Regions from separate parts of the Homo sapiens genome. Here all the other regions are linked to region 4. Evidence: chromatin loops called from intact Hi-C (ENCODE). Cell type or tissue: endothelial cell of umbilical vein. All regions are shown on one strand.

What was found. Hi-C counts contacts between places; a loop is a spot of excess contacts. Peaks named below come from ENCODE experiments on the same cell type or tissue, not always from the same donor. Only the 100,000 strongest peaks of a DNase experiment are listed, where the experiment ranks them.
Region 1: it touches region 4 in a loop (4-fold over the local background); 2 of 110 quality-filtered maps call a loop at or near these places.
Region 2: it touches region 4 in a loop (10-fold over the local background); 23 of 110 quality-filtered maps call a loop at or near these places.
Region 3: it touches region 4 in a loop (19-fold over the local background); 4 of 110 quality-filtered maps call a loop at or near these places.
Region 5: a loop joins it to region 4, with 7 times the contacts of the local background. A loop is called at or near these places in 19 of 110 quality-filtered maps.
Region 6: it touches region 4 in a loop (5-fold over the local background); 4 of 110 quality-filtered maps call a loop at or near these places.

What each region holds. Positions count from the first base shown.
Region 1 is chr2:36,457,745-36,461,744 of GRCh38, reverse strand. The region is part of intron 4 of CRIM1 (cysteine rich transmembrane BMP regulator 1); the gene reads right to left. Among named protein-coding and RNA genes, the nearest start is that of CRIM1, 100 kb to the right of the region's middle. RefSeq lists silencers at 265-559, 685-979 and an enhancer at 2,468-3,147. In endothelial cell of umbilical vein, a CTCF peak has its summit at 1,707 (motif pointing right); DNase peaks (open chromatin) are centred at 254, 774 and 1,734; H3K27ac peaks cover 3,886 bases.
Region 2 is chr2:36,320,621-36,324,620 of GRCh38, reverse strand. No RefSeq gene overlaps it. Among named protein-coding and RNA genes, the nearest start is that of CRIM1-DT, 33 kb to the left of the region's middle. In endothelial cell of umbilical vein, CTCF peaks have their summits at 2,066 and 2,267 (motif pointing right); a DNase peak (open chromatin) is centred at 2,300; H3K27me3 peaks cover 299 bases.
Region 3 is chr2:36,769,020-36,773,019 of GRCh38, reverse strand. The region is part of intron 7 of VIT (vitrin); the gene reads right to left. All of the region lies in intron 1 of LOC124905990 (a long non-coding RNA gene), which reads left to right. Among named protein-coding and RNA genes, the nearest start is that of VIT, 74 kb to the right of the region's middle. RefSeq lists an enhancer at 2,167-2,216. In endothelial cell of umbilical vein, a CTCF peak has its summit at 2,125 (motif pointing right); a DNase peak (open chromatin) is centred at 2,139.
Region 4 is chr2:35,971,111-35,975,110 of GRCh38, reverse strand. No RefSeq gene overlaps it. Among named protein-coding and RNA genes, the nearest start is that of CRIM1-DT, 380 kb to the left of the region's middle. In endothelial cell of umbilical vein, a CTCF peak has its summit at 1,780; DNase peaks (open chromatin) are centred at 1,200 and 1,740; H3K27ac peaks cover 1,135 bases.
Region 5 is chr2:36,670,216-36,674,215 of GRCh38, reverse strand. No RefSeq gene overlaps it. Among named protein-coding and RNA genes, the nearest start is that of VIT, 24 kb to the left of the region's middle. In endothelial cell of umbilical vein, a CTCF peak has its summit at 1,806; a DNase peak (open chromatin) is centred at 1,845.
Region 6 is chr2:36,783,788-36,787,787 of GRCh38, reverse strand. It overlaps VIT (vitrin), which reads right to left. Exons shown (of 16, transcript NM_053276.4): 12 at 512-659. All of the region lies in intron 1 of LOC124905990 (a long non-coding RNA gene), which reads left to right. Among named protein-coding and RNA genes, the nearest start is that of VIT, 89 kb to the right of the region's middle. In endothelial cell of umbilical vein, a CTCF peak has its summit at 2,410 (motif pointing right); a DNase peak (open chromatin) is centred at 2,447; H3K27me3 peaks cover 769 bases.

The DNA.
Region 1 (4,000 bases), 490 kb before region 4:
CTGTCAGGTAACAAAAGGGGACCCCATCATGACCCATATTTGCCCAGGAAGTCTGTTATATCTACAAATGATATGAGTCCCATGTAGTTTTAAAAAATTCTTCAGTAAGATTATTCTAGATTCTCTGGTTAACACACACTGCAGGAGGTATTCTTCCCTTTCACCGATGGGAACAGGAGTTACACAGCTTAGTCAAGTGACCTGATTTTAAATAGGGTTTCCTGTTCTCTGTGTTTTCCACTAGAAGAGACTAGATTTTCCTCTACTGAGTCATGAACAGGAAATGCTGAACTACAGAAGAACTGACGCATGCAACCTGTACCGTCCTCACCACATTCTTTCTCTTCATTTTAATTCTTTTTGTCCTCCCTAATCTTTCCCTCCCTTTATCCCCATCTCTGGATAAGGAGCAAGCAAAGGAAAGGAGAACACAAAAGGGGCAGAGCAAACAGCATTTCATGAGAAAAGCTGCAGTGAGCTGATTTCAACACTTACCCCTCATTTCTGAAGCCCTCTCCCCAATTTCCAGTTCTAGTCCAATCTCCCCCTGCCCACGTCTCTGTCTCTCCCAAACCATGCTACACCCATCCTAAGGCTCAGTTCCCAAACTTCTGCAGTCAAAATTTATCTTCCATTACTCCTCATTTTATGTATCACTTTCTCAGCCTAGCATTCAACACTCTGAAGTCCATATAACCCTTTCTCAATTCTGTTTCCCAGTATTTCCCTTCATTTTCCATTGCTACGGTCATGCTCTTTTCTCCAAATAAGTCCGCACTTTGCTGTCTCTGCACTGCCTGCCCTAATGGCCTCTGCACATTCCTCATCCAGCCCTTATGCCCAGTTGTCTTTCTAGGCCAACCTCGGATAACAGCTTCTTCTCTGAACCCCCAAACACCACACTTTTCTTACAGCACCCTCTTTCTCTATTTTGTGGTAACTTGAGGACTCACCTTAACATAAGCTCTTCTAGTACCTATCATGTCTAGTCATATAAATGTTTCTTAAGTGGAAGTGAACTGCAGAGGAACAAGACAGGAATAACAGTAACACAACAAAACAAAAACACAAAAGAAAGTGAGGAGAGCACTGAGATTTCTCTACTGTGAATTCATAAAGGCCACCCCAGGCAGAGCTATTTGCATGACCTTGAGCAGAAGTGCTAAGGTTTTAAAAAATGAAACAAAACAGCTTTATTGAGATATAATTCACTTACGATAAGTATTCACCCTTTTAAAGTACACAATTCAGTGGTTTTATACTCACAAGGTTGTATAACCATCACTAGTACCTAATTTCAGAACATTTTCATCATCTCAAAAAGAAATCCTGTACTCACTAGCAGTCACTCCCTTTCCCCTGATCTCCGGCCCTTAGCAACCACTAATTTATGTTCTGTCTCTATGGACTTGCCAATTCTGGATAGTTCATATAAATGGAATCATACAATATGTGGGCTAAGGGCTTTTTAACTTCAAAGAAGATGCAACCTGTATTTGCAAGTAACCAGAAAAATAAAGCCTCTAATGTAATCCTTAGAGTTAATATAATGATCAATCGAGGTACCACATTAATAAATTTTTGCATAATGTAACCACAGCTGCAGCCAGGTGGGACTTGGTAAAGCTGTCTTTTTTTTTTCTCAAGTAGGTAATGGATTCAAGCTCAGTGGGCACCTGAGTGCCTGAGTACAATGGAACTCAGAAATCATGGAAACCCCTAGAGGGCACTCACCCCCTTAGGAGGTTCTGCTGACTGAAGGGCGGTGAGTACACATTTAAGCTTTCCCTTCATGTCCTTTGCTTCCTGGACTTCACAGACAATCCCAGGCAGGCCAGAAGGTCAGAGTCCGAGCTCCTGGGCATAGCTTGCAAGGTGCTCCTAAGTCTGCCTCTACCTGTTATTAGTTTCCATATTCTACTGGTTCCTGCACACACCCTACACTCCAGCAACAATGATGATCTGATGTCACTCAATCACCTGCCACCACCCCTTATCACTCCAGCCACAGCTCATGTCCACCCAGCCTCAAATCCCTGCCTCTCCCTTGCCCCTGGTGAATTCCCCACAACCTTAAGACCATCTACCCTGTAAGACCTTCTCTGGTCAAAAAACAAACAGGATTAATTTTCCCTCCTCTGACTTGCAACAGTACGTAACGGTAGTAACTCTTGAAGTGCATCGGCCCATCATACTAAATCAAAATCAGACTGTTTCTCCTGTGAATTCCTCTAGTGCAGGGGGCATGTCTTACTTGTCTTATAAATAATAGTAAAAAAATGATAAAGGTACCCAACCAATAATCTGAAATAAACTTTTTCATGGATACTAAGTCAGGGGTTAGACCATGTATTGTTTTATATTTTTTATTTTTATACATTTTAGACTGCAAGCTTCTAGGTACAGTGCTTTTCAAAATTAGTATGTGGAAGGAAAGACTATGGAATGTGTTTAAAATGCAGATGCCAGGGTACCCACTCAAACATTGTTTTTCTGCAGGTTTGGGGAGCGGCTCCAGAATCTGCCCATATAATAGGCTCTCCAGGAGAGTCTGCTGATGGGAATTTGCAATCCACTTTCCAAGAACTTTGTGCCTAGATGCGCAAAGCCTGGGTGGTCACAGTTTAATTTGTACTTTCCACTAAAAAAAAACAAAAAAGCAAAAAACAAGTACAACTAGTTTTAACATTATAATGAGAACAATGATTACTAGTACTTGTTTTAGATCACTTACAAAGACTCCTTCCTGCCTGAATACCATTGCTTAAAAGTGAGAGATACCACGAGGGAAGAAAAGAACAGAAATATTACCAATTTATCCAATACTGTCACCCAAAGAAGAAAAATGTGTGACTGCTAGCAAGCTACTTAAACTCTTGCAGACTGTTTTCTCATCCATAAAGTGAGACAGGTGGATCATAATAAACTCTTCTCTAAATATAAAATCCTTTGATTCTATCACTGCCATTCCCATTCCCGTCACTGCTGCAAACTGACCTCAGCTCATCCTCTTCTCACTCACCTGCACCCTGTCCTTCAGGAACATCAGTCACCTTGTGTCCCTTACTCCCCTGATCCTCCTCCTCTCCAAGCACCTCAACCTTCAGGCCCAGCTCAAGATAGGGCCTTTGCACTGGTGACGTTTTGTTTTTCGTGGGGGCATAATAATTATATAACTTTTTTTTCCCTACTAAAGAACTCTAAGCAAGGCCGGAAAAGAAACAACATGCTAGATGCTGTTGTCTCCCTACCACTAGGCATGTTTCAGACCCTACATAACTAAGCGCAAGGGTCAACAGTTTGTTTTACTACAATGACCAGAAAAACCTTAAAGGAAGATAACCTACAGGAGATTCCTGGAGGAGGCCACAGGGCTAGGAGTCCTGTTTGCCCCTCCCACAGCCCTTTCAGCAAAGAACAGGAATGCCCCTCAACCTCTGCCTCGCCCCGTCACCCCAGAGGTATCCTCCTGGTGTGGGTGCTGATGTTATCCTAACATTCCCCATAGTAGGCTCCTTCTGCAGAGGAGGCAGCTCGGAAGCAGCAAGCCATCATATTCCTCATCTTCCCCAGCAGACTCTGATCTTCCTCTGCCCGTATCCTAGAGGAAAACAAGTCAGTGAGGTCTTCTGGAAAAGATTTCTTTCAATACTGGATCTACTACACACCGGAAGTGAGTGCTTGAGGCCTTCAAAAGTGGAGACATGACCGCCTATAAATTAAAAACTACTTACAGGTGGGTGGGAGGTCGCCCTTTAGTCAGGAAACAAGGATAAATGAGGAGCAAAAAGGGCAAAGCCCTTGTGTTACTAGGATTCTACACAGTGTGTTAATGAAATAGCTTGTCGGGAATGGAAATTATAATGACATATAAAACACAGTGCTATTCTATAAAAAGTAGCTGCAACTTTAATTAAATTCGATGTACTATCTTTCTACTGATTAAATTTCTTACTCTTTCCAGGAATGTGTAAGTTTTTTTTTTTTTAAAGGCTGCAAA
Region 2 (4,000 bases), 350 kb before region 4:
GTTTGATGCTCATTAAAAAAACTGCAATGCATTTTGGGGTTGAAAAACTTACAAAGTAATGGGTTGGGAGAGGTCTTCTAAGTCCAACCAGATAGAGTCATGCCTGTAGAGATGACGAAGAGAAACACATTTGTCAATCATCAGAGTCCACCTTTCAATTTTGTGGACAGAAAGTATTCTCTGAATCCTATTTGGCATGAGCTTTTAAAATCAATTATAAAATGTAATGAATTGTTACCAGGTCTCAGGTAAAAATTGGCCTGGGACTTGCAAAGTTTGGGGCCAGTTAACCTTTAGTTTATAAAGCTGGGAAAACCAATTCTCCCAGGTTTCTACTAGGATGTGTATCAGGTGAAATTCACCCCCAATATTTCATGTAGATTCTTTTCTATTTTCCCTAAGTGTCAGCCAGTCTGAGAAATAAAGGGAAAGAGCACAAAAGAGAGAAATTTTAAAGCTGGGTGGCTGGAGGAGACATCACATGTCGGCAGGTTCCGTGATGCCCCCCGAGCCGTAAAACCAGCAAGTTTTTATTAGTGATTTTCAAAAGGGGAGGGAGTGTACGAATAGGGTGTGGGTCACAGAAATCACATGCTTCACAAGGTAATAAGATATCATAAGGCAAATGGAGGCAGGGCAAGATCACAGGACCACAGGACTGGGGCGAAATTAGAATTGCTAATGAAGTTTCAGGCATGCATTGTCATTGGTAACATCTTATCAGGAGACAGGGTTTGAGAGCAGACAACCAGTCTGACCAAAATTTATTAGGTGGGAATTTCCTCATCCTAATAAGCCTGGGAGCGCTACAGGAGACCAGGGCTTATTTCATCCATCAGCTATGACAATAAAAGACAGCCATCCCCAAAGCGGCCATTTCAGAGGCCTCCCCTCAGGACACATTCTCTTTCTCAGGGATGTTCCTTGCTGAGAAAAAGAATTCAGCAATATTTCTCCCATTTGCTTTTGAAAGAAGAGAAATATGGCTCTGTTCTTCCTGGCTCACTGGCAGTCAGAATTTAAGGTTATCTCCCTTGTTCCCTGAACATTGCTGTTATCCTGTTCTTTTTTCAAGGTGCCCAGATTTCATATTGTTCAAACACACGTGCTCTACAATTTGTGCAGTTAACGCAATCATCACAGGGTCCTGAGGTGACATACATCCTCCTCAGTTTACGAAGATGACGGGATTAAGAGATTAAAGTAAAGACAGGCATAGGAAATCACAAGGGTATTGATTGGGGAAGTGATAAGTATCCATGAAATCTTCACAGTTTATGTTCGGAGATTGCAGTAAAGACAGACATAAGAAATTATAAAAATATTAATTTGGGGAACTAATAAATGTCCATGAAATCTTCACAATTTATGTTCTTCTGCCATGGCTTCAGCCAGTCCCTCCGTTCGGGGTCCCTGACTTCCCGCAACAGATGTGAGCTAATTTATTTTAACTTCTCCCACCAAATTCTTTCCTCCAGTATTATTTTCCAGCATCTACTCTTATTACCTGTTTTGGTGGCCAAACTCAGTCATGTGTATTATAATTTTTTGATCCCCCAAATGGAATTTATAAGATTTAAGTCTGATACCTTCTAGTTGGCTTCCCTCCATTTTCATTTTGTGTGTTACCTAAAAAGAAGTTCTTGTCAACGTAGACCCTTGGAAGCCAAATTCAAAATTTTCTGGAGCCTTCTTTAGAAGATAATCTATTGGTAGGAGGAAGTACAAACACCTCTCTTAATGTACCATGGAGGAGTTTTCCAGTGGTTCCTGGAGAGCAATCAATTACCAGGATAAATTCAGATTTCCCAAGTACATTATACACTTCTCAGCCCCTTAACTTCTCCAGTCCAACCAGGAGTACAGATGGGCTAGTGGAAAAGTTCACCGGGTGAAGTGTTAAAGGCAGAGTGGGATCTTGTGGAGATGAACTCTGGCATAAACTCAGAAGACTCCAACTACAGAAGCCACTGATTCTTTGAATTCTGATGGATTGGATACTTTGCTTTGTTGCTGCCTTTTCTATTCCATATTTGGACAAAATTATTGCTCTCACACATCAGAATCATTGTTCCTTTCTAGTTGGTGACATCTATGGGCTGCTCAGATATTAAATATTAATGGTCAGAAAGATGTGGTATTGGAATCAAGACCAATTAACAACTCAGTTTTTTCATAGTTTAGGAATCTGTAGGAAGAAGAAAGGATGCTTCGCGAAGCCTGAAACACACACACATACACGTTCTTCTTACTCTTGCTACTAAAGGAGTTCTGGAGACCACTAGGTGTCAGTCTGCACAGATCCCTACACTGGTGGATGCAAAGGCAAGAAAGAATTCTATTCCTTGGAAAAGCTGTTCTTTCCCTTGGGAGACAAAGGCACAATACCACACACAATGAGTTTGATTTCCTCTTCCTTGCCAGAGAAAGTCTTTTATTTAGATCAGAAAGAAAACCCTCTTGGGTCCCTTCTCACATCAATCTTCTTCTTCTTCTTTTTTTTTTTTTTTGAGTTTAGAGCAAGGAAAAGCTGTTTCTTCATGAAGAAACACATGTTGAAAGCTGAAGAGTCACGTATGGGGTCTTCCTGTAGGAGTCACACCCAGTCAGGTGCAGCATCTTCTTAGATTCCTGAGCTCTTCTCAGCAGAGCAAACTTTAAGAGAAGAAGGCCACTTTCATGGTGTAATTTGAAGCTATGACTGCAAGTATTTCCCCTGCCTCAAATATCCACTCATCAGTGGGCTCTTCCTACCTGGAGTGATGTTTGCTGTTTGCACCAATGAACTCTTATCCCTGGGTTATGTACATTATGTAAGTAAAAACATTCTTGCTTAGATGTATATGCTACATGGTGCTCCTCAAGAGCACATTAACGTTAAATCCAGTTATGTCACAATATTGTTTTAAGTTATATTATCTATATATCCCCTTGAAAGACACAGAGAGTATAGATTTGAGGGTGTATGTTTCAATTAATAAAGATAATGGGAAGAGGGACAGGTCTTGATCAAGGCAATCAAACTGGACAAGATTAGGCTATAGGAAACAGAGAGACCAATTTGATCAGGGAGCAAAGAGGGACACTATTCTCTATCCTTGCTCAAAGTTACTTATCTTTCTATCTTTATTACTCTTCTATGGGCACCCCTTTTCTCTCAACTAATTTGGAAGATCCAGAATGATCCCTATTTGGGATTATTTAATTCATTAAATTGTTGATAAAGTGCACAAAAAGGAAGGGTAATATGTGTTTTCCATGCACTGGGCACTATATTTTGTTATGCAGCAGTAGAAAACGAATGCGTCTGGTGTATCAGAAGCTGATGGAAAGTGATTTGTTTATACCTTTATGAGTTTAAACATTTTTATGGTATGTATGCATTACTTTTGTTTTATTGTATATTTTTAAAATTTATTAAACTTCAAGTGGACATAATTGAGTTGTGGTTCTCAGTTCACAGTTAATGTTACTGTTAATTGTGAAATGTCCCTATCTTATTTTTTTATTTCCTCTTCATCCTGTGTCTACTTCTCCTACCTGATAGACATCAATTTATAGATTTGTATATATGTAATATATATACAAATATATATATTTTATGCACATATATAATATATACAAATATATATATTCGTATATAAATACATACAAATATATATATTCGTATATCAATATATACGAATATATATATTTGTATTGTATATATTGATATACAAATCAAATATATTATATACTTGTTTACATATATATGCAAAGATACACATGAATCTTTATAAAATGTATAGTGGTATTGGTGGATGTGTGTGTTTTTAATATACATAAGCAAAAATTTGGCTATAAGTTTCATTCTGCTTCTGATTTTTCTGTATTAACTAGGCTTATAATATCTATTAATGTTGTCTATCATTCAACATATGCCCAGGAATGGGACTGCTGGACTGTATGTGTTATGTTACTTAATTTCACTAGGTACTAACAGATTGTTTCCTGAATGGCT
Region 3 (4,000 bases), 800 kb before region 4:
AAACACACTTCAACATTCATTATTTATTGAGCAATTTCTCTAAAGCAAGGTTTTAAAAGGGAGAAGGGAGATAAAACATTCTGTTAAGAGAAATGCAAAGCCTTTGGAAGGGAAAGAGAGGCACGTAAAACCCAGCTGACGGAAATAACCAAATGTCATGAAGGGGAAGAGCAAGAGGGCATGGAAAAAAATATCAATTTGTCTTAGAACTGGAGTTATCCAAAATCAGCTTTTGACTCTTTTTGTCTATGTTCCAATTATTTGACACAATTTCAAAGTAGGTTTCTTTGTTTGTTTGTTTATTTTTTGTTTTCAGTCAGGCTCTCACTCTGTCCCCCAGGCTGGGGTACAGTGGTGTGATCATAGCTCACTGCAGCCTTGAACTCCTGGGCTCAAGTGATCCTCCTGCCTCAGCCTCCTGAGTAGCTGAGACTACAAGTGCACATCACCATGCTCTGCTAAGTTTTTGTTTTGTTTTGTTTTTGAGATGGAGTTTCGCTCTTGTTGCCCAGGCTGGAGTGCAATGGCATGATCTCGGCTCCCCACAACCTCCGCCTTCCAGGTTCAAGTGATCTCCTGCCTCAGCCTCCCGAGTAGCTGGGATTACAAGCATGTGCCACCATGCCCGGCTAATTTTGTATTTTTATTAGAGATGGGTTTTCTCCATGTCGGTCAGGCTGGTCTTGAACTCCTGACCTCAGGTGATCTGCCTGCCTTAGCCTCCCGAAGTGTTGGGATTACAGGCGTGAGCCACGGAAGTTTTTTTTATTTTTGTAGAGTCAGGGGTCTTGCTCTGTTGCCCAGGCTGGTATTGAACTCCTGGCCTCAAGTGATCCTCCTGCCTCGGCCTCCCAAAGTGTTGGAATTAGGGAGGCATGAGCCACCACGCCCAGCCTCAAAGCAGCCTTATTTTCTGTTTAATTATGCAGATAACATAGGCTTACTGTAAAAATAAGATGATATACTATGCATAGTAAGCAATCACCTTTTATCCTCTAGCCAGCAGTTACTGGTATACAATTCTGGCATACAGAGTTGTATCCCTTTTTCTGTGGGATGTACATGCTCTCATGTACAACACACGTTGCAAAAATGAGATTGGTTCCCATGCTGTTTTGTAGCCTGCTTCTTTGACTGAATGATCTGCCCCAGGCCAATTCTCTTGTGGCACTAAGCGCACATATTTCTCAACATTTTACTACCTGTATAGTAACTTCTTTAGCCATTCTTCTAGTGATAAATAAGTAAATTATCTCCTTTAAAAAATTATGAACAGCATCTGTTCTCACCCCGGGTTGATAATTACCTTAGGATATATTCCTGGAAGTGTGAATTCTGGGTCATTTCTCCACACTCTCATCCAAACTGTGTATTATCGATTTCCAATGAGAGTTGCTGAGAAATGATATTTTGTTGTTTAATTTGTACTTACTTGATTCCTGGTGAAGCTGAACATCTTTTTTTTTTTTCTTTTTCTTTTTCTTTTTTTTTTTTGAGATGAAGTCTCACTCTATTACCCAGGCTGGAGTGCAGTGGCACGACCTCGGCTCACTGCAACTCCTGCTGCCCGGGTTCAAGCGATTCTCCTGGCTCAGCCTCCTGAGTAGCCGGTATTACAGGTGCACACCACTGCATCTGGCTAATTTTTGTATTTTTAGTAGAGATGGGGTTTCACCATCTTGGCCAGACTGGTCGAACTTCTGACCTCGTGATCCGCCCGCCTTGGCCTCCCAAAGTGCTGAGATTACAGGCGTGAGCCACCGGGACCGGCAAAGCCGAACATTTTTATAACAATTTTTTTATTGGCCATTTGTAGTTCTTCTGCTGTGGCTTGCCTGGTTATGGCCTTTCCCCATCTTTCTTTTGGAATATTTGTCTTTTTCTTACTATTTGTAAGACTGGATTTTAAGAAAAGCCTTCTCCAAATACCTTAAGGAAGATAAGCTTTCACTGGTGAGATGAGTGTTGGTAAGGGAAACTGTATGTGGAAGGAATGAGCTGTGATAAGATGCTGGCCTCTCTTCCTGCCTCAAATTTCACTTTCTCCCGCTTAGCGGTCCTTGGTCAGAAGGTGGAGCCCAGGGTAGAGAGGTGGAGGATCTCTGTCATCGCTATTCCCTGCCACTAGGCGGCGCTCTTCTCCCCTCCCTGGTCTACCCTTGGTTGTGGACAAGTTCAATGCTAGCTCAGCTGAGGCAACCATGGCATGTCTTGAAATGAACCTGATTAAGAAAACAAAGGAAGACACAGCCACTCCACCTCCTTAGCCTGTGGTAGATTCACCCAGACCTGTAGCTGAACCTGGAGGGATTTTCTGTCTTTTCCAGAACTCTTTCCTAAGCATATCTATAGATCTGGCTCTCCCGGCTTCCCCCTCTGATGCCATTGTCCTTGGCCTTTCCCATGAAGAACAGCCTCCTTCCTGCACCTGTAGGAAGTCTCTATTGCTCTGGCTTTCGGCTCCCTTACCCCCAGCCTTGACTCACTCCCTTCTGTCTTGCTGGTGTGCACATTTATGGGTCAGTTAAGGGGCCATGATGCGGCTTTGGTGTCCAGCCCCACCTTCCACCTGCATCAGCTCCTCTGCATGGGCTGGAAGAACCCCTGTGTCTTCCTGCTATGTACTTTCCGCTCTCCCTTGAGCCCTCTCCAAGTTCCCATGTGTTGTATCAGAGGCAGATCTTGATCCCATTGTGGAGTACAAATGACTCACAGACCCCAAACACAGGTAGCTCCTGTTTTGGCTACATACCCTTCAGGTGTCCTAAGCCGAAGCGACTTGCTGCAGGGATCTTGATGGGATGTGTTCATCGATGTAGCCCAGATTTAGAACAGTGCCTGACACATAGTGGGCATTCCATAAAACGTTTGTTGAATGAATAAGTGAATTAGGTTTTGCTTGAACACCCTGTCCACAACCAGTTCTAGAACCTTTTGCCTACAGCCACATATATAAGAGGAAAAATCTTTAATAAGTGCAATAACAGCAGCTCACTTGTCTATCACAGTATAAGGAGATTTGCTTTCCAATTTTCAGCCCATTTGAAGGAAAAACATGACTTATCTAAATATTATTTAATATAGTTGGACTGAAATATCACAGCAAATATCTATAGCCTTAAGATAGGCATTCATGCAAGTCAATTGGCTGCCTAGTGCTGGGGAGGAGGGGTTGGGGAAATGATGAGTAACTGTTTATGGGCACGGGATTTCTTTTGGGGGATGAAAATGTTCTAGAATTGATTGTGGTGATGGTCACACAACCCTATGAATATACGAAAAACCATTGATTTGTACTTTACATGAGTGAATTGTATGGTTTCTGGAAAGTCTCTCATGAATACTTTTATTTTAAGAAGACATAAGCAATTAAATATTAATTTTCACTTCTTTTTAGGCCTTCAGAAACTCCTTTGAATAGGCAATACAACTTTTAAAAAGCTCTCCCCGCTTCCCCAGTTTGGTTCCTATCCTAGCCATTGTGGTGCATGCTTCATGGCTTGCTTGCTCCGAGCGTTTGTCTAGCAGTCTGTGGATCACCATAGAAGTGGGCTCTGGACAAGGATGAAGAAGGAACACTGATGGGCCAGGAGGCTGTTGTCCAAAGCTCCTGTTCCCAAGCCAGGAATAAAGAAGCTTTGCCAGGTTAGGAGCCACTACTTCAAGTTTCTTAGGTTTTCCACCAGCAGAGCCCAACTTGCAACAGATTTCCAAGCTCCCAGCGTAGCCAAATAAATATGCCACATGTTTAATTATATGTGTTATGTAAGAATTTAAAGTCCTCTAAGGAGAAAACAGGAGCAAACAACTAACTCAGATACTCAAAAATCTTTGAAAGAATCAAGGCATCTGAAGTCAAGAGCCTGAAATTTTAGAAAGGAGAACTTCTGGCTACAGAACCCCTGTTAACCCTTGCCATCCAGCATCCTTCCTGTTTCTCTTTTGCTGTCAAGTATTGTGCACCTGTGTTAATATTATCCTGAGTTAAACAGGAACAGAA
Region 4 (4,000 bases):
AGTGAGGAATAATGTGTGGAAAAAAAAGAGTATTCAAATAGGAAGACAGGAAGTCAAATTGTCTGTTTCCAGATGACAAGATTGTATAATTTAGAAAACCCCATCGTCTCAGCCCAAAATCTCCTTAAGCTGATAAGCAATAAAAAATAAATAATTTTTAAAATAAATAAATTATCTTTCAAAGCAAATTTCTTACCCATAGTTAGGATAATGCTCTTGCTATATATCTCTAGAATAACCTTTAAATAACTTTAAAATAAATGATTCATTTTTGTTAGAGGCAATAAAATAAAATGAGATATTTAACATTTAATTTACAGTTCTACATGCATTTTCAGATTCTGCTTTACTGTGAGGACTGTTACTATAGTAAAATAAACCCTAATGTAAAGAATGTGATGGGGTCATGTGTGTGTGTGTGTGTGTGTGTGTGTGTGTGTATATATATATATATATATATAAAATTAAATAATCTGGTATAATCTAGAATTCATTTTTTAAAAGAGATCAGAAAAATGCTGCTTGAAACAGGTGTAAACCATGGATGATAAAGTTCTTTGTTGCCCAGGGATGTTAAATGGATTACACAGTAATGTGAAAGTGCCAATCCTATAGTTAAGGTTGAAAAAGTCATTTCCATTTAAAATTTCTATTTCTTATATGTATATATTTTAAAGTCTTGTTTGCTGAAATTTTTCATGCTTCATCTAAATTTTAGCCACATATTGTGAGGTTACAGAAAACTTCATTTGGCCAATTCTGAGGCATCTAAATGTGTCCACAAGGGATTCGGCATCAAGCCTGATGCAACTTACCTATTTATATTCATACATGTTAATGTGGGATCCCTCCCTCCCTACAATATAATTTAGCTCTTACTGTGTGCATAATTTTATATTTTGCTATTTAAAACGCATGGTCATGATCATTTTGCCATTTTATTAAATATTAAATATTATTAAATATTAAGTTTTAGATGTTTAATGATGATATTTTTATTATTTTTTATGGTTAATTACATCATTTCAGTTTTGTTTTGGTTTCTTTTTGCTATTATAATTAACTCTGTGAATAAAACACCTGTTGTAACAACGTCATTAAGTGCCTTGGAAATTCAGTGCTTAAACAATGACTGGCAGGTGTCCAGCTATGACTGCACAGGAACTTTGTCTCTGATGGGACAACACCAAGGCATGACTTCAACTCCTGAGTTTCCCTGAAGAATCAGCTGACGCTTGCCTGGAACGTTCCCTGAAATCGCACCCTTACTTGGCTTCCTCTCTTTTTCTCCTTCTACTTCCTTCACTTGTTTACCACTTTCCCATGGGAGCATTTCCTTGATAAATCACTGGCAATAAATCCCTGCCTGGGGTCTGCTTCTGGGAAAACTGCCCTAAGACATCTTTTCATAAACTTATGATTATTCTCATAAGATAATGTCTTAGAATTATTCAATCACAAGGTCTACACCTTTTTAAAGTGTTTGATAGATACTGCCTATTTGCTCTCTGGAAAAGTTGTATGAACTTAAGTTCCTGCCATCAACATACACATGCTCCTTCCATAGCACCCTCTGGAGTATTATCAATTATCATTCGAATAAATCCTTGTCTTGTTAATAAGTATATTTTATTTTCAGAATTATTTTGGGGGCTCTTTGCTGAGAAGCTTCTGAAAAGAATTTGGTCAAACTTTTCTGAGATTGTGAATGGTTACAGTATGATGCTTCTACCATTCCTGGGAACAAAAGGCTTCATCTTGTCTGGAGGTAGAGGTGGGCCCCTAGTGGCCATATATGTGCTATGTGGAGACTCTGATCCCATGTTATATCTAATGGGACTTGGAGTAGACATCTGATTAATTTGGGTCCATTGGATCCTCTTTTTGTGAATATGAAACTGAGAGTTAAAGCCAGAAAGTCTAAAAAGCCACAGAGACCAGAAAATGTAGGGAGTGGGACTATATTTATAGCAGCAACCTAAAAAGGAGATCCGCCAGTTCACATGTAACAATGGACTGGAATAGTGGGCTTAAAAATGGATTCATGCTCAAATATGAAAGTATGATAATTAAAGGAACTGGTGTGGCTGAACAGAGAGTAAAAAAGGGACTCCTCAATAAATGATACTGGGAATACTGTTGAATGGAAAGGTGAATATGAATCTCTACTTCATAACATACACAAACATCAAATTCAATTGGAACAATAACAAATAACAGAAGTAAAATTGTAAAACTTCAGAAAAGAACAAGGGAGAATAAAGGCACATCCTTGCAGTATAGAGGAATTTTTATACAAGACACAAAGAGCTCTTATGATAAGGAAAAGACTGAGAAATTTGCTTATATTCAAATGAAAAACTTCTGGTCTTCAAAAGTGACCATTGAGAGAAAGAGATAAGCCAAGCTATTTGATAAACATCATAACCAAGATATTATTAATACCCATACTATATAAAGAATGCCTATAAATTTAAAAAGGCAACATTGTAGAAAAATGGGCAATAAGTATATATAGATACTTTTTGCTAGGGGAAATATGCATGACCCACAAACATATGAAAATATGCTTAGCCTCCTTAGTAGTCAGGGAAAGGCAGATTAAGTACAATAAAATAAGATTTTCATCCACCATAGTGGCTAAAATTTATAAGTTGGATAGAACTAAATATTGATAAGTATGTTGAGCAATGGAAACTCTCATGGGCTGTGTTTCAGAGTGTATTGAAAAGAGCTCTTTGAAAACCTATTTGAAATTATCTTTTAAGTTTTAAAATTTCCATACCAAAGACTTCGAAAATTTCACTTGTAGATACACAGAGCTTACAGAAACAGGGGCACGTGTATACCTGACGATGTGTATAACACCACCCTGTGCAAAATTTTTGTAATAGCAAAAAAGTGGAAGCAGCGCAAATGTTCATCAGCAGTAAGATGGCCATACTATATTTTAGTATATTCATATGTTGATAGATCATAGAAAATGAAGCCACAGCTACATGCATCAGCACATATGAATATCAAAAATAGTGTTTAGTATAAAAGCATAGACTATACACAGTAAACATGTCAGCTGGAAATTAAAAGTAAAAGAACACATATATGTGTTCACGTATAACACACACAACTAGAAAGACAAGTAAAACAGTAATAATTAACACCAAAAATTAAGATTGCGATTAAATCAACCTAAAGAGCCTGAGCAGAATAGTCATACTGCCGGGCTGAGGAAGTAGAGGATTAAAGTTCCAGTCTGCTGAAACTGCAGGTATGGAACAGCATACCTAAGGAGAGGAGCTGAACGGTGAGGAAAATCCAGAAGTTTGTGGGAGTTCCTCATATATAATTGGCCAAGGATTGAGCTGCACATATGCAGGGCAGTATTCACAAGACCTAGAAGAGATTTCCTGCTTCAAGGCTGAGAGCTAGAAGAGGTCAACTCATATTAGAGGTCATGCAGTTTAGGAAGACATTGGAGAAAACCCTGTTCCAAGCTGCAGACAGCTAACTTCTTGTTGTATATTCACATGGTCAAGAGCAGAGCAAGAGAGCTCTCAGGCATCTCTTTAACAAAGGCATTAATCCCATTCACGAGGGCTCCACCCTCATGACTTAAATTACATGCTAAAGGCTCTGCCTCCCAATATCATCACACTTGTTGTTAGGATTTCAACATACAATTTTGAGGGGACATAAACATGCAGTCAATAACAAAAATAATAGACCAAAATACAATCATATCAATAATATTAAATGAAAATGGACTAAAAACTCCAACTGAAAGGCATAGGTTGTCAGACTAGATAAGTATCAAGAATGAGCTCTAAGCCATCAACAAGAGAGATATTTCTGTTTAAAGTAAAAATTCAGAAAGCTTTATTTATTCCGCTGTTCAGTCTCTGCTTTCAAGATATTGCCTTAAAATTAAATCATCTTTATCTACCCTTAGCTATATTAATACAACTTTTAAGTTACGCCTCTCATTCCATCCTCTTTGAAC
Region 5 (4,000 bases), 700 kb before region 4:
GCACTTGTCAGAAGAAGATTGCTCAGGTCACCAACCGATCAAGTTTCCTGAAGATGAGCACATAATCCACAATTCAATGTCAGTTTCTTCTACTTCATGTATTTTTTTCTACAAGATTCTTCATTTTTCAAAAGTCTCAAAAGAAGGTCCACATTCATTCTTATCACTTTCATCTTTAAATGTTGCTTCCTATTTCTTTCTGGCAGCCTGGAAATCCTGCCTTAGTTAAAGTATAAAATCGTGACAAGTACATGTCAGTGAGGATTATTTCTGAGTGGAACTAAATGGGCTCTCTTAATGTGCTGAATAACAACATGCCAAAATGATCCTTCAGATCAGGAAACAGTTAAGCAAATTTTTTTTCTGCTTATGTTTCTTTATTGTTGGCATTTTGTGATTTATCTAGTAACCCGTTATCTGTAGTCGTACACGCTCCTATTTTTTTAAATCATCTTCTTTAAACCATTGTCATCTATTTGACTAATTTCAGAGCACTTTGTCTTTGTAATGCCAGCCAGTGCATCTGTGATTCTTTGCTTTGCAGCATCCACTGCTCCATCTACGCTTTCAGTTTCTCTGTAGTGTTTACAAACGTATAATTTGTCAGGTATCATAGTGCATCTTGCTTTAACCATCGTTATTTATTCTTTAAAATGAGTTAGTGCCATTTTATTTATAACTTTTTTCTTTTTTTGGCTTTTAATATCTGTAAGTATCATTTATAACTTGTAAAAAAAGTATTATTATTATTGTTATGATGAGACTACCACTACTCTTGAAATCTTTTGCTCTAGGTTTCTGCTGACTTGTACTTCTTCAATGATGGATGGTGTAACATATTTTAACAGAAACTCAATTTTTTTGATGCTTTGTTCATTGATTTAGAAACTCATCTGGCTGGATAGTCCTGCTTTTCGTCTTTCATATGATTTTACTTTTAAGTTTTAGTTTAAGCTCGGAGGTGGTGTCCTCCACAGAGTAGTCCTATAGATTGCAACAAGGGGACAAGCAGACAAAACCAAGTCTTGTGAAAAAGTGTTTAAGGTTCTGGAGATGATTCACCTAAAAAAGAGAAGACTCAGGAATATTGGGGCAATGAGGGAGTGGGGGAATAAACAAGGAAGGAGTTCTAGCCTTAATATGCGGAGGAAAATGTTAATTAGAACCATGCAACAACCTGATAGATGACATTACAGATGAGGTGTTTTTTTGTCAGTAGGATTTGAAATATCAGGCACAATCTTTAAGCATGGACCCAAGATTTTGCTCCATTTTAGACTTGTAGAATGTGCATTCCACAACAGGAAGAAAAAATATGCGTGTGAATTATGATATATACTGTTCTCTTAAAATTTAATTGTTTCAATCATGAGATGAAGCTTGAAAATAAGGTGCCATTATATTTTATAACTATTTTCCTCCCACATCCTTAGAAGAAGAGATTTTTCTGTGATATCGCCTATGTTCTTTTTATAGTTTTTAATGTACTTACCTTTGGGGCACGATATGTAGAAAAATAAGGCAGTACTTTTGACAAGTAGCGTTTATTTTCTCTTTACTCTTTGGAATAGTCATTAAAGTAACAAGTTAGGAAATATTAAAAGCATTTTGTTTCTAAGAAATATACATTCTTCTATAAGTATATTTACATATTCATGGATATGATTGGTTCTTTGTTTTTGTTAACACCTAAAGAAATTTAGTTGTAGTTTCTAAACTAGAGAAAGTTTATCTTATAAAGAAAACAAAACAGAAGAAAGAATAGCAAAGCCTGGATTAGCTGTCAGTTGTCCCACAGTTCCACAATGGGGCACTATTGAGTTTTGCAAGATGCCCTTTAGAGAAAGGGAACCTTGACACAAATGATCACCTAAAAGGCACTAAGTTGATTTCTCGTAAATTAATTATGTAATACATAGTTTTCTTTAAATGGAAATAACAATTCCTCACTAAAAAGCTGAGTATATGTTTGTATAATCTTACTTCAAATATATCACAATCTTCTTTTAAATGGTATTAATTGGGCCTGAATACTTTGGAGACATGAACAAGTCTATGCTTTCTCTTTAGAAATGTAAAAATATGCTAGTAGTATGCTAGATTAGAAATTCTCTTCTAGACTTTGGATTTGTGAATATGGAAAGAATTATTTGAGTATTTAGATTATTTTTAGTCATCTAAAGTCCCATTAATTTGTAGTCCTTTCAAATATACCACTTTGCACTAATATTGGGTTGAGACGATGTCATATATAAATAACCAGCTAATTTGATGACGACAGCAAACTGGTTGTTCAGCATTGTGTAGGCAGATCAGATGAATTATTTATTGGTTCTATTTTCTTTTGAAGTTGTTCTTTGTCATCATTAATGAATGTATAAATGTACAGTATTTAGGTATGCATTTTTCTTACTAATGTTTTTTATTCCTGCTGGATGAAAGAGCTTTTGTGTAAGAGAGCAATTTTGAGAAGAAAAGGGAGAAGAAAATGAATGTGTTATGTAAAACATGGTTTTGTTTTTCTGTCTTGCTTCGGAGAAGGGAGATGTATCCTCTGGTGGCATCTTGCTCTATCCATTTTTGCCTGTTAGCAGAATTACCCACCTGGTGAGGAGCACATTGGAGAAATACATGGTACATTTAGGTGGGAGGAGTGAACAAATGAGAATCCACTATACTGAGAGACAGGGTAAACATTTCATAAATTCTGTACCCACGATATTAAAAAAAAAGCACAATTATTAAGGCGTGAATAGCATCTTCCATGACACATAGTACGCCTGATGAATAAGAAGGCAAAGTCACAGTGTGACCCAACCGATCCATGAGATCTTCAATGAGTCAATGCAATAGGCAAATTTCAGAAGTGGAAATAACAGAATCCACTCTGGTTAGTTTAAGCATGACATGGATTTGTTAGAGAACATTGGGAATCTCACAGAATCTCTGAAGAGAATGTAATTTACCTGGCATACATTTGGTGAGAAGAAACTCAGTCACATTTGCTGTGTTCTACTTTCTATTTATTGAAATTCTGTCCTCATTTTGGGTGCAAATCAAGTCTTACTTCCTCCTGGAAACCTCTTCTGGCTCTCCCAGTCCTGACTCATCTTACAGAAGTGTGGTATTTAGAGACGTAAGAGACTTCAGAGACATTCAATCCAAACTTGATCCCAGTGCGACCTGGAGTATCCCAGGAAGAATGTCATTCAGTTTCTGCTTACCTTCACTACAGAAGGACAAAGCTTTGCCTGCCAGCCAGAGGAACCTCCTCAAATGTTAAGTACTTAAAGTTCTTTTCCCAATGGCCTGGAAAAATAATATGTCATTTTTATGTTGTTCCAGATATGCCAGTCTCTGAGTACCATCATGGCTATAATAGCACCTACCGTCTATCTCCCCTCTGGAATGTCCTGAGAGACAGGACATTTCCTTAGTCCTTAGTCGTCGCAAACCCAGCACAGTGCCTGGCAATTAATTAATAGCCATTGAAGAAATACTGGTTTCTACATTGATAGTTCTGGGGGCTGGAATGGCTTGTGCTTTCAGCCTCTGCAACATTGTTCTGTTACAAATCTCATCTGAGCCCAATGAAACTCTTTCTTAAAGAATATCGCATGCGTATACCAACTAGAGCTCATTTAATGAGTAGAAAGAAAGCCAGAGTAACTTCTTTCAGGGATTTAAAAAACTGAATTGCTAGCACTTTTAAAGGATTAAGGCCAGTGTTTAATCATCCAAACTAGATTTTTTTTTCTGGAATTAATATCAAGCTCATCTCTCTGTTGTTTCTGTACCATGTTTTGTTCCTTTCTTTGAAGTTCAGGCCTGCATGTCTGTCTGCGGCCTGAGACATTCCTCCCATTGTCTATGATCTTGTAACTCTTACCTGAAGTGGCTTTGATATGACATTGACAGGTTTCTTCTGCACTCTGGTTATTTGAGCCTGAGATCAACTCATTTGGCCTATTACCTCTTCCTTGCCTGTTGAAGGCCATGG
Region 6 (4,000 bases), 810 kb before region 4:
TAAGGTTATTTGGAGAAAAGAGAAGATACAACCTAAAGCACCATGTTCTCTAGGCGTCTAACCTATAGGTGGATAGGTTGTAGCACAGGGTGGAGTCCCTCAAACAAATGCTGTAATAGGGTTGAAAGCAGATCCAACCTTCATGATCTACAGATGAGGAAACTGACAATCAGAGAGGCGAAGGCCTAGCCCAAGGCCACAGAGCTGGTTATTGGCTAAGTTAACACTCACACGCATCTCTCCTGTTTTCCAGACAAATAAATATTCTTGAGTGCAAATGCCATCTACTTACAAGTGTTTTTTAATCTGTCCCTTCCTTCAGGAAGTCTCAGATTTCTTAAAGGCATCTGGATTCCTTCAGTTTTTTCATTTACATTTGCATTAGGGAAGAGAACAAATCTGTGCTCAAGGACATGTTGGTAATATTTGTGGCATAAAATTAAGCACGTGGCATAAAATTAAGCACATGGCATGACTTCCTTTCTGGATTCAGAACATTAACTGCACTTACCCATACTGGACAACACCCATCAGTGGACCGGCAGGGCCAATGTCAAGAGCTTGGGCAACATCAGCCAGGAGCTGCTTCTGGATTCGGAATCGCCGTTTGCCAATGCTGGTGCTCCCATCAATTAAAAACGACAAGTCAATTTTGCAGTCTGCGGAACGGAAAAAGACTCTATTATTCTCATGATCTCTCACTGCATTTACCTGGGCATCCTCTTGTTCCTCTTTCTCCATCAGAGCCCCCTGAGAAATGAAAAGAAAGGGAAAAAGAGGTAGGAAGATGCAGGGTATATTTATTTACATCCCACAGGGGTTTCCCTGAGCACCAGGGTCTTGGACACTTAGGCTAGTCCTTATTTCCATAACTGTTTAAAACTCTATGTATCTGCCACAATTATGGGTTTCAGAAGCAGCGACGTCCTAGCCAAGCTAGGGAAGGCTGTCAATGGTTTCCTAGGCTAAGATCTTGTAAGTGCAGACTCCCCGTTGTGAGAATTCATCAAGACTGAGTCGCAAGAGCGTGTGGCTTTTTGCTCTCATCCTAACTTTTTAGAAACCAGTGTTGGATTTTTATAAGGTGTGAGAGATCTGCAAGGCCAGCACTGAGGGAGGGCAGGAATTATAGAATAAGAAATTGATATCAATCTTCTCCTTCATTTCCCTGGGCGAGGGAACCAAAGAAATTATCTACATATATGTATAGGATGTCAGCCCTTGTTCGTAGCTATCCGAGATTTTTTTTCTTTCTTTCTTTTAGTTGTGATGAGGACCAGGATAGTTATTCTGCCTTAGGATCTCTGGATCTCTGTGGATATATGAAGGTTATAAGAGAGGTAAAGGGATGGATGGGCTGCAAGCTCTTTTCACCCTTTCAAACATCAAAAGGAACTAGTGAAAAGCCACACAGGCTAATGGAAATTAGTGTTTCCTTTGCGGTAGACAGGAATGATATCATCTCAGTATAAAACTGACTATTCAGTGCTGATCAGAGGTTCTTATTGGGAGCTATAGATCCCTTTGATTAGTAAAAAGTGAAAAATAAATTATTTAACAGTTGCAATTTAGAAGACAAAAATGTTTCAAAACAGAGCTCCATATAGGAAAAAAAAAAAAGAGTGAGTAAAGTTGGAAATTTCTAGGCTGGTGTATCCGAGAGGACACTGGGGCACTGCCCATTGTGGGTGGGGAGCAGCGGCCAGACGGACCTGCACCTCTCTAATCTGCACACAACCACCCATGTTCTCCACGGTGCATTGTTGCCACAGAGCTGGAGTCTTCCCATTCTTCAGGAGGAGAAGCTCTGTAGGTGGAGAGGGTTGTTGCTGGTTTTAAAAAATTGTTTTAAAGATGAAAGCAATAAATGAACATGAGTTGACAAAGTTTTGAGCAGAAGAATTGATGAGAAATATTTATTGCTGAGTGCTACTGCAGAACTGTGATTAGGAGAAAAGTTATACCTGAGAATGTGTTTTATTATCTTGCAGTGTTGCATGGCAATCAAAACCAGGGAAGTAGGAGATGAGAGGGACCCGTCTGGCACTGGCTGACTTCACTCCATCTAGAATCAGGGCACCTGTTTGTACCTTGGCTCAGTAGCAAATCTCAAAAGAAAAGCTTTTACCTCCTGTCTGCCTGGGCGTTCAGTGCCTACCAATTCATCCTTTTCAACTGGCTTCCCTTGTCCTTTGCTGTCCCCAAACTGCCTATACCCAAGCATGATCTTGAGATGAAGAATGAAAGAGGCAAATAAAGTCCAGAAGCAGAGTTGAAAAATGCCACTAAAACCTGGGGTAAAGGAAAGGAGAAGCAGCATGTGATTCTCATATGCAGCTTATCATGTTGTGGATTCCCAAGCAAGGCCAACTCATTTTTTTTTTCTGGCGGGGCTTGCAGTGTGAATTGTTGCCAGCAGGTGGCAGTGGAGTTCTTCAGGGTTTGCCGCCTACTAGCACCTACAGTTTGCTAGACTCTCAGGCTCCACCCAAACCTATAGAGACAGACGTGCATTTTAACAAGATCCCCAGGTGATTCCTGTGCACAGTAAAGTTGGAGAAGTAATCCTGAGGTGGAGTTTCCCTTCCAGATGTCAGCAGATTAGTTCAATATACCTTTTGGAATAAAGTATTTTTGGGAACAAGTGTTAATTAGAGTAAGGGCCAGAGGGGATTTTCTTTTTACATGAATAAAGTACATGGATATTGTAGCATCTATTTTGATTCCTCACAGGCAGTTTTTCTCCTTATTTCTTACATCTGGAATTGTTTTCAGGATTAACGTATTCATCTTATAGTTAGGTCTTAAGAAGGTGAGCTGTTTCTCTATTTGCTTAATTCTCTTTACTCACTGGCCTGATGGCTGATACCACGGTTACTTTTGCTCCTCTTTTAAATGACAATGGTTCCAGCTCAGGGCATGTTTTGACTGAGACCCATGACTTTCTTATATAGAGGTGAAAACATTCTGATCTGAAGATGCCAGCATCAGTGCTAACAGGTAGAATTGGGTTATACAATGTTCAGTGTGAGCAATTTATTATGGCTAAAGAAGAGATCAGAGGTTGAAAGTCAAGGAAGAGAAAGTAAGATATAGTATCTATGGGAATCACTCTATCAATGTATTTAATTGCTGTAGTTTCCTTCAACATGGTACCATTTTATAGACTAATGCTTTGTGTTGTCCAATACATCAGGCCAGTGTTTCTTAACTCTGGATACATACCACAGTCATGTACATATCAGGGTTGCTAATGCAGCTTCAACAAATGAAGACTCCTGGGATTCACTCTGTAAAGTGCTTCTCAAGGGTAAATGTGCAAAGGAATCAATCACTGTAGAACCAGCAGGTCTGTGTTTCTAACAAGCTCCCTGGTGATGCTGATGCTGATTCTGCTGGTCTCCAGACCACACTTTGGGTAGCAAGGTCTAGGGAGAACCTGATACAGTAGGTATGAGGCAGGAAGATGGGCATCTTTAATAATGTCTTCAGGTGATTCTCATATGCAGCAAGGTTGAGCCTCACTGTCCATTGGTGGCTGACTAGTAGTGACTTTCTAGCGGAATATGCAGGTGCTTTCTTTCCATACCTTGCAGGCTACTACTATGTCTTTCTCATTTTCCTTGTTTTTCTCTGGTTCTTCCTTTCTGATATCCTCAGGTGGTTTCTCCTCCACCTAGTGTTGTTCTCCAGGCTTAAGTCTTCTGTATCTTCTTACTTTACTGTGTCTCCCTAAGTCACATTTTCTGTTCTCATAGCCTCGGTTTCGAACCATAGCTCATTGTCTTACAACTCTAAATTTCTGATTGGGCTGTTCCTTCTGAATGTCAGACCTGGGTAGTCTTCTCTCTACCAGATCAAATGTCTCGAAGAAAATGATAGACATAAACCTGCTTCATCCCCAGTGTTCCTCATTGTAGTACCATTTACCTAGTCGCTCAACTCATCTTTAACTTCTCCCTCTCTCGAACCTCCACCTTCCATCTTATAGATTCTCCCT